Linked DNA regions of Homo sapiens: all the other regions are linked to region 4. Evidence: chromatin contacts called from ENCODE Hi-C or POLR2A ChIA-PET data. All regions are on one chromosome and are shown on one strand. Each heading gives the region's core, a stretch centred on a gene start or an enhancer-like site at or near the end of the contact. The rest is flanking DNA. Distances are from core to core; before and after follow the strand shown.

Region 1 (2,700 bases), core at 86-2,585, 2.1 Mb after region 4:
TCCTCCGCCGATTCCCGCTGCACCACGAGTGGAGGCAGGTCCCTCGGCGCGGCCGTCGGTTCCGGCTCCGGCTCCGGCTCCGAGTCGGTCTCCGCGGCTTCCCCAGCCACCCGCAGCCCCGTGGGGCGGCCGCGCGTCGGGCCCGAAGGACCCAGGTACAGCTCCTCCTCCTCCGACGAGGACGCAGAGCGCTCGGAATCCGTCTCGGTCGCCTCCCCCGGCACCACCGTCTCCGGCCTCCGCAGGGGCCTCCGCCGACGACCCTGGGACGCCATGGCACCGAACTAGGGGAGAAGAGCGAAGGGACTGCACGTGAGACCGGCGCCGCGGTGGGTAAAAGGCGCAGGTCCTGGATTCCCAGCCCCTTCGCTGATTCTCTTAACGACTTGGTGTCAGCTGCTCCCCGTCTGGGCCTCAGTTTCCTCTTCTGTAAACTGGGTGATGATGGGGGTTACTGGACCCCAGGCTCTTCAGCGTACAGATGGGGAAACTGAAGACCAGCTCGAACAAGGATCTGGGGCCCGAGTTCCCGGAGTCCCAAGCCGAGGTCTTTACGAATTTGCCTCCTAGTAGAGGCCACACCCTCCACCTGGTCCACCATGCCAATCTCAGACCCGGAAGCACACGGGCCCGTGAGCTGCTCGGGACCAGCGCCAGAGTCGCAGAAAGGATGACAGTCCGACTGGACTCTGCTGGGGGCACTCATGGGATGGGAGAAGCGCTAACGCCAAAGACCGTACCCGGCAGCTGACGCTCGGAGCTTGCGAGATCCGCTTCCTAACCCGAGTGCTGCGTTCTCACCGTGGCAGCTGAAGGGCTGTGATTTCAACCAATAGGGGAGCGGGTTGGGCGGGCATTAGCGGCCAAGTCACGTGGATTCGCCCGGCTACCAATCAGGAAGCAAGTTCTCAGCATCAGCTTTGAGTGAGCGTGCAGAAGAGTCACATGAATGGAGGAACCGCCAATAGAGAAACAGCTGGGCCGGCTCTTCCAGGTTGTGCGACGAGGAAAGTCTGGAGTGGACCAATAGGGATTTTAAAAGCCGAGTATGTCACGTGTAACCAGTAATTTGGCCAATAGGAATGCTCGAGAACCCGGAAATAGGGAAGGGACGGCAGTAAGAGCAGAAGATGTTGCCACATGTGGCCAGAGAAGGCGTAGGCCCGCCCCCTAGTGTCCCAGGCTCACGCGCACACCACCTGAGTCCGGGGCGGGGAGGCGGGGCTAGTCTAAAACACCAATGGAAGCCGGAGTAGGAGGGCTCGCGCCATGACGCAAGAGGCGTGGCTTACCAAGCCTGGCCAATGAGAGCTGGAAGCGCTGGGCGCATCTTTAGGCGTGCGAGGAGGGGGCATGGCGGATACTGTGTTGTTTGAGTTTCTTCACACGGAGATGGTGGCTGAGCTGTGGGCTCACGACCCCGACCCCGGCCCGGGGGTGAGCGCCGGGCTCCGTGGGGAGGAAGCGGGGGCCACCAAGGTAACGCCTCTGGGAGAGCGGAGGGCGCGTCAGGCGTCCGGGTTCGAACCCGGCCCAGCCCCGGCCTTGCAGGGCAACGTCTGGCCCTGGCTTCCTCCTTTGGAAAGTGGCGTTCGCGACGGTGCCGGCTCGGGGTTATTGCTAAATTGAGCGCGATGATTCAGGGTAAAGCACTTAGCTCAAGGCCTGAGTAAGCGGCTAGTAATCATAATAATGCTGTTATTGGGCGTGTGCTGAGGACTCGCCTCCCCCACTTACTAGGTGTGCGACCCAATGACTTAATCTTTGTGTGTCCTAGTTTTCTCTTTTGTAAAATGAGTATCATAACGTACCTAAGCCTCAGCGTGGGACATTTATTTATTCGACACCCACTTATTGAGCGTCTGTTGTATTCCAGGCACCGTTCTAAGACAGAATCCCTTCCTTGTGAAGCTTACATTTCACTAGGGGAGTCAAATAATAAAATGAAATATGCCGGCTGGGCGCTGTAGCTCCCAGCACTTTGGGAGGCCGAGGCCGTCGGATCACCTGAGGTCAGGAGTTCAAGACCAGCCTGGCCATGGTGAAACCCCGTGTCTACAAAAATTAGCCGAGCATGATGGCGGGTACCTGTAATCCCAGCTACTCGGGAGGCTGAGACAGGAGAATGGCTTGAACCTGGGAGGCGGAGGTTGCAGTGAGCCAAGATTGTGCCATTGCACTCCAGCCTAGGCGACAGAGCGAGACTTGTCTCAGGAAAAAAAAAAAAGAGATAATGGGGTTTTGCCATGTTGCCTAGGCTGGTCTTGAACCCCTAGGCTCAAGTGATTCTCCCGCCTGGGCCTCCCAAAGTGCTAGGATTACAGGCGTGAACTACCGTGACTGGCCCGGGACTGTGTGTGTGTGTGTGTGTGTGTGTGTGCGCGCACGCGCATCCTGCTCGGTCGCCCAGGCTGGCTGGAGTGCAGTGATGCAGTCATGGCTCACTGCTGCCTCGACCTCCTGGGCTCAAGCGATCATCCCACTTCTCAGCCTCCCAAGTAGCTGGGACCACAAGCGCTGCTGGCGCCACCACACCTGGCTAATTTTTTGTATTATTATTATTTTTTTTAGTAGAGACGGGTTTTCACTGTTAGCCAGGATGGTCTCCATCTTCTGACCTCGTGATCTGCCCATCTTGGCCTCCCAAAGTGCTAGGATTACAGGCGTGAGCCACTGCACCCGGCCAATTTTTTTTTTTTT
Region 2 (2,700 bases), core at 78-2,577, 2.3 Mb after region 4:
AAATCATGGACAGGTCCTGGCCTTTAGTTTCTGTGGTTCGCCCCACCCTTCATCACACTCAGGGCCCGCTCCTTTTCTCCCTTAAAGTTGGGCCTGGAGGGGACCCCATCTCAATCTCAGTTTAAAAAGTCCCCATCCCGCTGGGCACAAGGGCTCACACCTGTAATCCCAGCACTTTGAGAGGCCGAGGCGTGCGGATCACCTGAGGTCAGAAGTTCGAGGCCAGTCTGACCAGCATGGTGAAACCCCGTCTCTAGTAAAACTACAAAAATTAGCCGGGTGTGGTGGCGGGCACCTGTAATTCCAGCTACTCGGGGGGCTGAGGCAGGAGAACTGCTTGAGCCCGGGAGGCAGAGGTTGCAGTGAGCCTAGATCGTGCCACTGCACTCCAGCCTGGGCGACAGAGCGAGACTCCATCTCAAAAGAAAAAAACAAAAAACAAACAAAAAAAAACATCCTCCTGTCAGGGTCAGACCACTTTTAATTTTTTCAATGTCAAGGCTCCGCTTCTCCGTCTGGAGGCAAGCCCCACCCCCTCCTCATTCTCTGTGTCGGGCCCCGCCCTGCTTTTTTGGGTAACAGGCCCTTCCCCTCCACTCGGCCAGAGTCAGGCCCCGCCCCTTCCCCTTCTTTCGGCCAACTCAGGCCCCGCCCCCTTCCTGCCCTCACGGCCAGGCCCCGCCCCCTCACCCCTCAGCGTAGGGCCCTGCTTCCTTTTTTGAGTCAGGCCCGGCCCTCTTCTCATAGTCCGGGTCGGATCCCGCCCCTCTTCTCCCTCTCTGGGCCCGGCCCCGCCCCGATACCGCCCAAGAGCAGCTTTCGCTCCGCCTTCTCTGAGTCAGGCCACGCCCCCTTCTTTGCCTCAGGGTCAGGCCCCGCCCCCTCTCACTCTACAGCGGGACGCCTCGCTCGAACCTCGGGCCGTACCCCCTCATCACCCTCTGCCTTCTTCCTACGCCCTAATACAGTGTCTCAGGAACCCTCACTCTGCCCCCGCGAAACCCTTAGACTCCCATAGGAACCCCCAGACTACTCCGGGACCGCCAGAATCCCCGCATCTCCAGCCCCGCCCCAGACCCCTCTCCTGAACCCCAGCCCCGCTTACCTAAGGCCCCCAGCTCCGGCGCAGCCGGCGGTCTGGCGACGCGGCGACTCGGCATGGCCCGGCCAGTGGGGACGGACGGCCCAGAGGCTGGCCCAGACCGAAGCATGCACGCGGGCCGGCCGGGCGGCCGGGAGGCACGGTCTGGTGGACGATCGCGGGTCGGACGAGCGGCGCAAGGGCTGGGGCCGCAGGCCGGGCAGGACGCGCGGCGCCCGGGGCTGCGCGGGGCGCGGGGCCGGGCCGGGCGGGCGGCGGGCGGGGGCGGGGCGGCGGAATTCCCCGGCGCCGCCGGCCTGCGCGCCCATTGGTCTGCACCCCGCCGTGACGTCACGCCTGGGGAACGGGAAAACCCCCACGCGTCACGTGATCGCGGGGGCGGGGCCGGCCGGGAAAGGGAGGCTGGGCGCTCAGGAGGGGTTGGGCAGGCGTCGCTGCCCATTGCTCTGGACGAGACAACTGAGGCCTGCTTAGAGCCATCACGCCTTACCCATTGAGCAAGCCGGCAAACTGAGCCGCTCCCCGCTTTGGTCTCCCAGTGGGACTTGAACCTGCCGTTTCTCAGGCTGGAAGGGGAGCTTCAGGATCGAGAGGTTGGCAGGGCTCTACACCTGCCATCCATAATAATATTTCGGAAACCTCCAAGGTCTCGCTACACCTCAGTTTCCTCAACCGTAAATTGAGGATGAAGATATTTAAGGAACGTTTAAAGCTAGCGTGTCAGCTTCAGAATTTATGTTTTGTGCGTTGTTGTAACCCCAACGCCTAGACCAGCGCCTGGAACACCGTAGGTGCCCAATAAATGTTTATTGGAGGCCGGGCGCGGTGGTTCATGCCTGTAATCTCAGCACTTTGGGAGGCCGAGGCAGGCACATCACGAGGTCAGGATTTCGAGACCAGCCTGACCGACATGGTGAAATCCCATCTCTACTAAAAATACAAAAATTAGCTGGGCGTGTTGGTGTGCGCCTGTAATGCCAGCTACTCCGGAGGCTGAGGCAGGAGAATAGCTTGAACCTGGGAGGCGGAGGTTGCAGTGAGCTGAGATCGTGCCACTGCACTCCAGCCTGGGCAACAGAGCGAGACTCCCATCTCAAAAAAAAAAAAGTTTATTGGATGAATGCATGGATGTTTTATTTATTGGTTTGTTCCTCCCTGCAGCCCCTGAAAGTTACCCATAAATAGCCCAGACCACTTTGAGCTCAAAAGCTCAGTTATTCAGTCTGCGAATGGCAGCAGTGTAGCCTCCGTATACATCCTGAGCTGTGTGCCTAAACCCTGAGCTCATCCCTATCACCAGCGCCAGAAGCATATGATAGGATTATTGCAGAAGGGACTCAGGCTGAAAGAGGGGCAGCCATTTGGCTAGATCACATTCCTAAGCCTCTCATATTCCTGAGAACGACTAGGTGATCTATTAGGTTCTAAGTTGGATGCCAGGCGCTCTCAGACCACAGATGCAGGGTTTGTTGTCTTTCCTTTGCTTGTATAAAATTTGGGTGTTCTGGCTAGGCACGGTGGCTCACACCTGTAACCCCAATACTTTGGGAGGCCGAGGCAGGAGGATTGCTTGAGCCTGGGAGGTTGAGGCTGCAGTG
Region 3 (2,700 bases), core at 201-2,700, 2.2 Mb before region 4:
GCCCTCCCCCTCAAAGAAGCCTAAGCTCCTTTCGCCTGGGTGCTGGGGGACCCTGGGGGATCATGAGAGCCCCGTGAAGGAATTCTGAGAGTGCCTGGGGAAACGACAGAAAGTTTGAGGTGCCCTACTCATTTGCAGGAACCCCACGAGGGTTCTGGGGGCCTCTGAGGGGTCATGGGAGTCCTAGGGAGGTTCTGAGGACCCCCAGGGGATCATGGGACCCTCACGAGGACTTCAGGGGTTCCTGAACAATCATGGGAACCCTATGGGACATTCTGAGAGCTAGAGAGATCATAGGAGCCCCGTGAGGGTATTGTGAGGGGCCATAAGTAATTACAGGAAGTCCTGATGTGGCTGGGTGCAGTAGCTCACGCCTGTAATCCCAGCACTTTGGGAAGTCGAGGTGGGTGGATCACTTGAGGCCAGGAGTTCGAGACCAGCCTGGCCAACATGCTGAAACCTTGTCTCTAGAAAAAGTACAAATATTAGCTGAGAGTGGTGGCGCGCGTCTCTGGTCCCAGTTACTTGGGGGGCTGAGGTGAGAGGATGGCTTGAGCCCAGGAGGTTGAGGCTGCAGTGGTGTGATAGCGCCAGTGCACTTCAGTTTGGGCGACAGAGTGAGACCCTGGCTCAAAAAAAAAAACAAAAAAAAAACCCAACCCAAACCGGAAGTCCTGATGTATTCTAGGCTCCTGAGAGTTCCGATGAGGTCACATGAACCCCACGAGTATTGAGGGGTCCTATGGGATCACGGGGGCTCCATGGAAGTTCTGAAGGTCTCTGGGTAATCAAAGGGATGAAGGGAGTCCCTCAGGAGGTCTGGGGTGCTCTGGAGGCCCATGGAAGCCATAGGATGTTTTGAAGAGTCGTGGAAAGACAATGGGGGTTGTGGGTCACTGGAGCCTCACAGGAATCCTAAGGGGTCTGGTGGGTGGCGTCAGGTTCTGAGGGGACCCTGAGGAATCACGAGAGCGTCTAGAGGAGTTCAGGAAAACCGCGGAAACACTACGAGGAGTTCAGGATCAAGGGGCAAGAGAACCAGTGGGGAAGACCGGAACAGACTAAAAGGCTGCCACCGCCAAGGCTCAAGGGAGCGTCCTACAGGGCGCGATCCTATTGGGCGGCGGGAATCACGGGGACTAAGAGAGGCGGAGCGGCTGAGCTACCGCAGTGGATGACGGGACTCCCCGCGAAAAACCGGGCGCCCAGGCCTGGGGAACGCAGCGAGCAGCGCCGGCCGGGCAGACTCTCACCAGTGCGCATGCGTGGCTCTCCGGCACCGGTCCGTACTCCAGCGAGGTGAAGATCTCGCGGGCGCGGGGCCCTGCACGCGTCGCAGCCATCGCCTACCCCGAACGCTTTCCGCGAAGACTGCGGGGCGCTCTGTGTTAAGGGGAACCTTGAGGTCCGAAGAGCGACACCTCCGGTTCCAGCCCAAAGGGGCGGGGCTAATGGGAATGGGGTGGGGCTACAAGATACAGAGAGCAGCCACGCCCACACTTTTTCCTTAGGACCCGATGGCCCCGCCTACGTCCCCCACGGGGAAGCGTATTTAGGAGCATGCGCACTGCTTAAAACGGGGAGGAAGGGGAGACGGCGATGTGGGTACTTTGCGAATAGTTAGGAGGGCTCCGGATTTATGAGGATCGGCGTGGCCGGGCACGATGGCTCTTGGCTGTAATCCCAGCACTTCGGGAGGCCGAGGCGGGCGGATCACCTAAGGTCGGGAGTTCGAGACCAGCCTGACCAATTTGGTGAAACCCCGTCTCTACTAAAAATACAAGCATTAGCCGAGCTGTGGTGGTGCGCGCCTGTAATCTCAGCTACTCAAGAGGCTGAGGCGGGAGAATCACTTGAACCCAGAAGGTGTACGTTTCAGTGAGCCGAGATCGCGCCACTGCACTCCAGCCTGGGTGGCAAAGGGAGACTGTGTCTAAAAAAAAAATAGTAATAAAAAAAAAGGGTCGTCCTATTGATGCGTCTTCCCAGTGCCTTGTTTTATAGTAGCAGGAAGTGCAGGTTTTGTTTTACCTTTTATTTTCTTGAGACAGGGTCTCCCTCTGTCGCCCAGGGCTGGAGTGCAGTGGTCCGATCACGGCTTACTGTCGCCTCGACTTTTCAGGTTTAAACATTACTCCTGCGTCAGCCTGCACAGTAGCTGGGACTACAGGCAGGTGCCATCAAGCCTGGCTAATTTTTTTTTTTTTTTTTTTTTTGGTAGAGACAGGATCTTGCTATGTTGCTCAGGCTGGTCTCGAACTCCTGGGCTCAAGCGATCCTCCTACCTCGGCCTCCCAGCCTCAAAGTGCAGCTTTTCTAATTATATTGACTAGAGGTCTAGATCTAGATCTAGACCTGGCGGGTCTAGATCTGGACGTATTAGGATCTAGAGCTGGCAGGAAGTGATAATTCAAAGATAAAAAGGGTACCTTTTAGGATGGACATTGAGATTAAGGTTTGGAAAATGCAACCTTCACTGCAAAGTAAGGGGGCCAGTTTTGGTTGTGGAAAGAGTGGAAGTCTGGCGCTTTTTTTTTTTTTTTAAGAGATGGGGTGTGGGACGTTATCTCATTGTATTGCCCAAGCTGGTTTCGAACTCCTGGCCTCAAGCGATCCTCTTGCCCTGGCCTTCCAAAGTGCTGGGACTACCGGTAGGAGCCACAGCGCCCAGCCGGAAGTGTGGCTTTCATAGATACAGGA
Region 4 (2,833 bases), core at 169-2,668:
CAACCAGCCTGCAAAAGAAAGTTCCAGACCCACCTCCCTGTGCTCATCCTGGTGCCTCTCATATCCAGGCGAATATTCTAGCTCCACCAGGTAAGGTTCAGAAACATTCCCAATCCCACGCTCAAAGAAAGTCCGAACCCCACTCTTATTGGCTGCCCAAGCTCTCAGAGAACATTCCAAGCCCGCGCCTTCCTCAGGGACGTCCTAGTCCCGTCTCCAGCGCCCTACGGAAGGTCGACAGCCTCCCGCCTCCCCCGAAAGGATTCTGTACACAGGCCCAGAACTCACTGGCGAGGCTTCCTGGAACTGGCGTTTTGCCCCACTGAATACTCCACCCGCCCCAACAAGGACAAAACTACCCAGGCCCGCCCCAGATTTTCTGTGCAAAGCTCCAGCCTCAATCCGGCTGGGAATGCCAGGGCCACGTCCCCGACATCCTGGAAACCGCTCTGGCCCCGCCCACGGCTCGGGAAAAAACTTTCTGGCCCCGCCTTTCCCGCCAGACTTCTGGCCCCGCCCCCACCCATGGGCCATTAATGTGGCCCCGCTCCCGACTTTCCCAGCCACGCTCTTTCCCCGCCTCCTGGCTCGCAGGCAACAGCCTACACCCGCCCCTACCATCTCTTATTATTATTCCAGCCCCGCCCCCGGCCTGCCCAGTCAACCCTCTGGCCCCGCCTCCGATTGGCCTGGCCAACCTCCTGGACACGCCCCCTGACTCCCTCCCACACCTCGTTGCGTCAGCATCTGGCCCCGCCCATGGCTTCCCCAGGGTTCTGGCTCAACTCCCCGCTTCCCCGCCTCCCGGCCAACGCTCTGGCCGCGCCCGTGGCTCAGACGAAACTTTCTGGCTCCACCCCCAGCATTCCCCGCCAGCACCCTGGCCCCGCCCCCTGGCTCCCCCACTACATTGTGGCCCCGCCCCCGCCATTGCGTCAGCCTCTGGGTCCGCCCCCAACGTCCCGGCCAAGAATCTGGACCCACTTCCAGTAAGGCAAAACTTTCTGGCCCCGCCCACAGAGCTTCCGCCCGGCGTCCGAGCCCCGCCACACAGCTGAACAAGCAACACTATGGCCCCGCCCACAGTCCAGCCACAACTTTTAGGTCCCGCCCACAGCCGCCGGCCCAGGCTCTGGCCACGCCCCGCCCCGACCCTGCCCACCCACCCAACGGCCCGCCCCGCCAGCGCCCCTCCAGCTTCCCATGTGGGCGTCCTGTCCCCGCCCCCCGCAGAGAACTCCGACCCCGCCCGGGCCTGTTCGCACTCCCCGCCACGTGGGGCTTCAGGCCCCGCCTTCTCTGGGCGCGCTCCCGGCCCCCTCCCCCAGGTCACCTGTCCCGGAGACCCCGCGGCGTCCGCGACTCCGGCTCCGTCGGCCTCTGCGACCGCAGCTCCCGGGCCAGGCGCGTCACTTCCTGCCTGCACCACGTGAGGAAGGGAAATAAAGAGGGTCACTTCCGGTCCTGTGGGACCGTTTCCGGGAGCCTTAAAGGGGCCGCGCCTCCGCGATGGATGCGGGAGCGGGGCCGACTGGCCCCCCGGGTGTTCCGCAAGCTCATCCAACTTCCTTCTGCCTGAATTACCAACTTCCAGGAAAAGGAGACACCGTCCTCACTCCCTGGCCTCTACCTCTTTCTTCAAGCTGTTTCCGCCTCCAGCCCCTCATTCCTGGTTTCTATCAGTAGATGCCAAGCACTGGGCACTGACGCCTGGAAGCCTGGCGTGGTTCGAGCCCCCTCGTGCCAATGAAACCTTAGAGTTCGCTTTAGAAGCTTCAGATGTTCTACCGGCCGTGGGCGGTGGCTCACACTTGTAATCCCAGCACCTTGGGAGGCCGAGGCGGGCGGATCACCTGAGGTCAGAAGTTCGAGATCAGTCTGGCCAACATTGTGAAATCCCGTCTCTACAAAAAAAATTAGCCGGTTGTGGTGGCGCGCGCCTGTAATCCCAGCAACTCGGGAGGCTGAAGCAGGAGAATCGCTTGAACCGGGGAGGCAGAGGTTGCAGTGAGCCGAGATCATGCCACCGCACTGCAGCCTAGACGACAGAGCAGACCCCTTCTCGAAAATAAAATAAAATGCTGGGCGCAGTGGCTCACGCTTGTAATCCCAGCACTTTGGGAGGCCGAGGAGGGCGGATCACTTGAGGCCAGGAATTCGAGACCATCCTTGCCAACATGGTGAAACCCCGTCTCTACTAAAAATACAAAAAAAATCAGCCCGGCGTGGTGGCGGGCGCCTGTAGTCCGAGCTACTCCGGAGACTGAGCCAGGAGAATGGCGTGAACCCCGGGGGCGGAGCTTGCAGTGAGCCGAGATCGCTCCACTGCACTCTAGCCTGGGCGACACAGGGAGACTCCGTCTCAAAAAATATACATATACAAAAATTAGCCAGGCATGGTGGCGGGCGCCTGTAATCCCAGCTACTTGGGAGGCTGAGGCAGGAGCATCGCTTGAACCCGGGAGGCAGAGGTTGCAGTAAGCCGAGATTGCACCACTGCACTGCAGCCTGGGCGACAGAACGAGAGACTCCGTCTCAAAATAAAATAGGCCGGGCGCCGTGGCTCACGCCTGTAATCCCAGCACTTTGGGAGTCCGAGGCGGGTGGATCACCCGAGGTCAGGAGTTTGAGACCAGCCTGACCAACGTGGTGAAACCCTGTCTCTACTAAAAAATACAAAAATTAGCCAGGCATGGTGGCGGGCACCTGTAACACCTGTAATCCCAGCTACAGGCTGAAGCAGGAGAATCGCTTAAACCCGGGAGGCAGAGGTTGCAGTGAGCTGAGATCGTGCCATTGCACTCCAGCCTGGGCGACAGAGCAAGACTACGTC

What was found. Hi-C counts contacts between places; a loop is a spot of excess contacts on that map. ChIA-PET counts read pairs that join two places held with the same protein, here RNA polymerase II (POLR2A). Pooled maps may share reads with other maps.
Region 1: a map with no recorded cell type shows a loop between it and region 4 (17-fold over the local background). The contact joins the promoter of TRAPPC6A here to the promoter of CCDC9 in region 4. A Hi-C loop is called at or near these places in 1 of 37 single-sample maps with no recorded cell type and 6 of 50 pooled maps. POLR2A ChIA-PET finds 5 or more read pairs at or near these places in 1 of 52 experiments (GM10248).
Region 2: a pooled map shows a loop between it and region 4 (11-fold over the local background). The contact joins the promoter of RELB here to the promoter of CCDC9 in region 4. A Hi-C loop is called at or near these places in 2 of 50 pooled maps. POLR2A ChIA-PET finds 5 or more read pairs at or near these places in 2 of 52 experiments (B cell and T-cell).
Region 3: a loop to region 4 is called in a pooled map, with 17 times the contacts of the local background. The contact joins the promoter of ALDH16A1 here to the promoter of CCDC9 in region 4. A Hi-C loop is called at or near these places in 9 of 50 pooled maps. POLR2A ChIA-PET finds 5 or more read pairs at or near these places in 2 of 52 experiments (B cell and Caco-2).

Annotation. Positions count from the first base shown.
Region 1 is chr19:45,176,872-45,179,571 of GRCh38, reverse strand. It overlaps TRAPPC6A (trafficking protein particle complex subunit 6A), which reads left to right and starts at 1,335. Exons shown (of 6, transcript NM_001270891.2): 1 at 1,335-1,437. The coding sequence starts at 1,354. BLOC1S3 (biogenesis of lysosomal organelles complex 1 subunit 3) reads right to left here and starts at 788. Exons shown (of 2, transcript NM_212550.5): 1 at 741-788; 2 at 1-284. The coding sequence starts at 275. RefSeq lists enhancers at 1, 542-861, 932-1,001, 1,014-1,957 and silencers at 1-191, 1,362-1,581.
Region 2 is chr19:45,000,091-45,002,790 of GRCh38, reverse strand. It overlaps RELB (RELB proto-oncogene, NF-kB subunit), which reads right to left and starts at 1,327. Exons shown (of 12, transcript NM_006509.4): 1 at 1,106-1,327. The coding sequence starts at 1,211. RefSeq lists silencers at 494-773, 1,094-1,503.
Region 3 is chr19:49,451,975-49,454,674 of GRCh38, reverse strand. ALDH16A1 (aldehyde dehydrogenase 16 family member A1) reads right to left here and starts at 1,450. Exons shown (of 17, transcript NM_153329.4): 1 at 1,254-1,450. The coding sequence starts at 1,343. RefSeq lists enhancers at 1-857, 2,591-2,640, 2,651-2,700, 2,555-2,700.
Region 4 is chr19:47,255,110-47,257,942 of GRCh38, reverse strand. CCDC9 (coiled-coil domain containing 9) reads right to left here and starts at 1,418. Exons shown (of 12, transcript NM_015603.3): 1 at 1,334-1,418. RefSeq lists silencers at 620-669, 710-949, 1,160-1,269 and an enhancer at 1,160-2,069.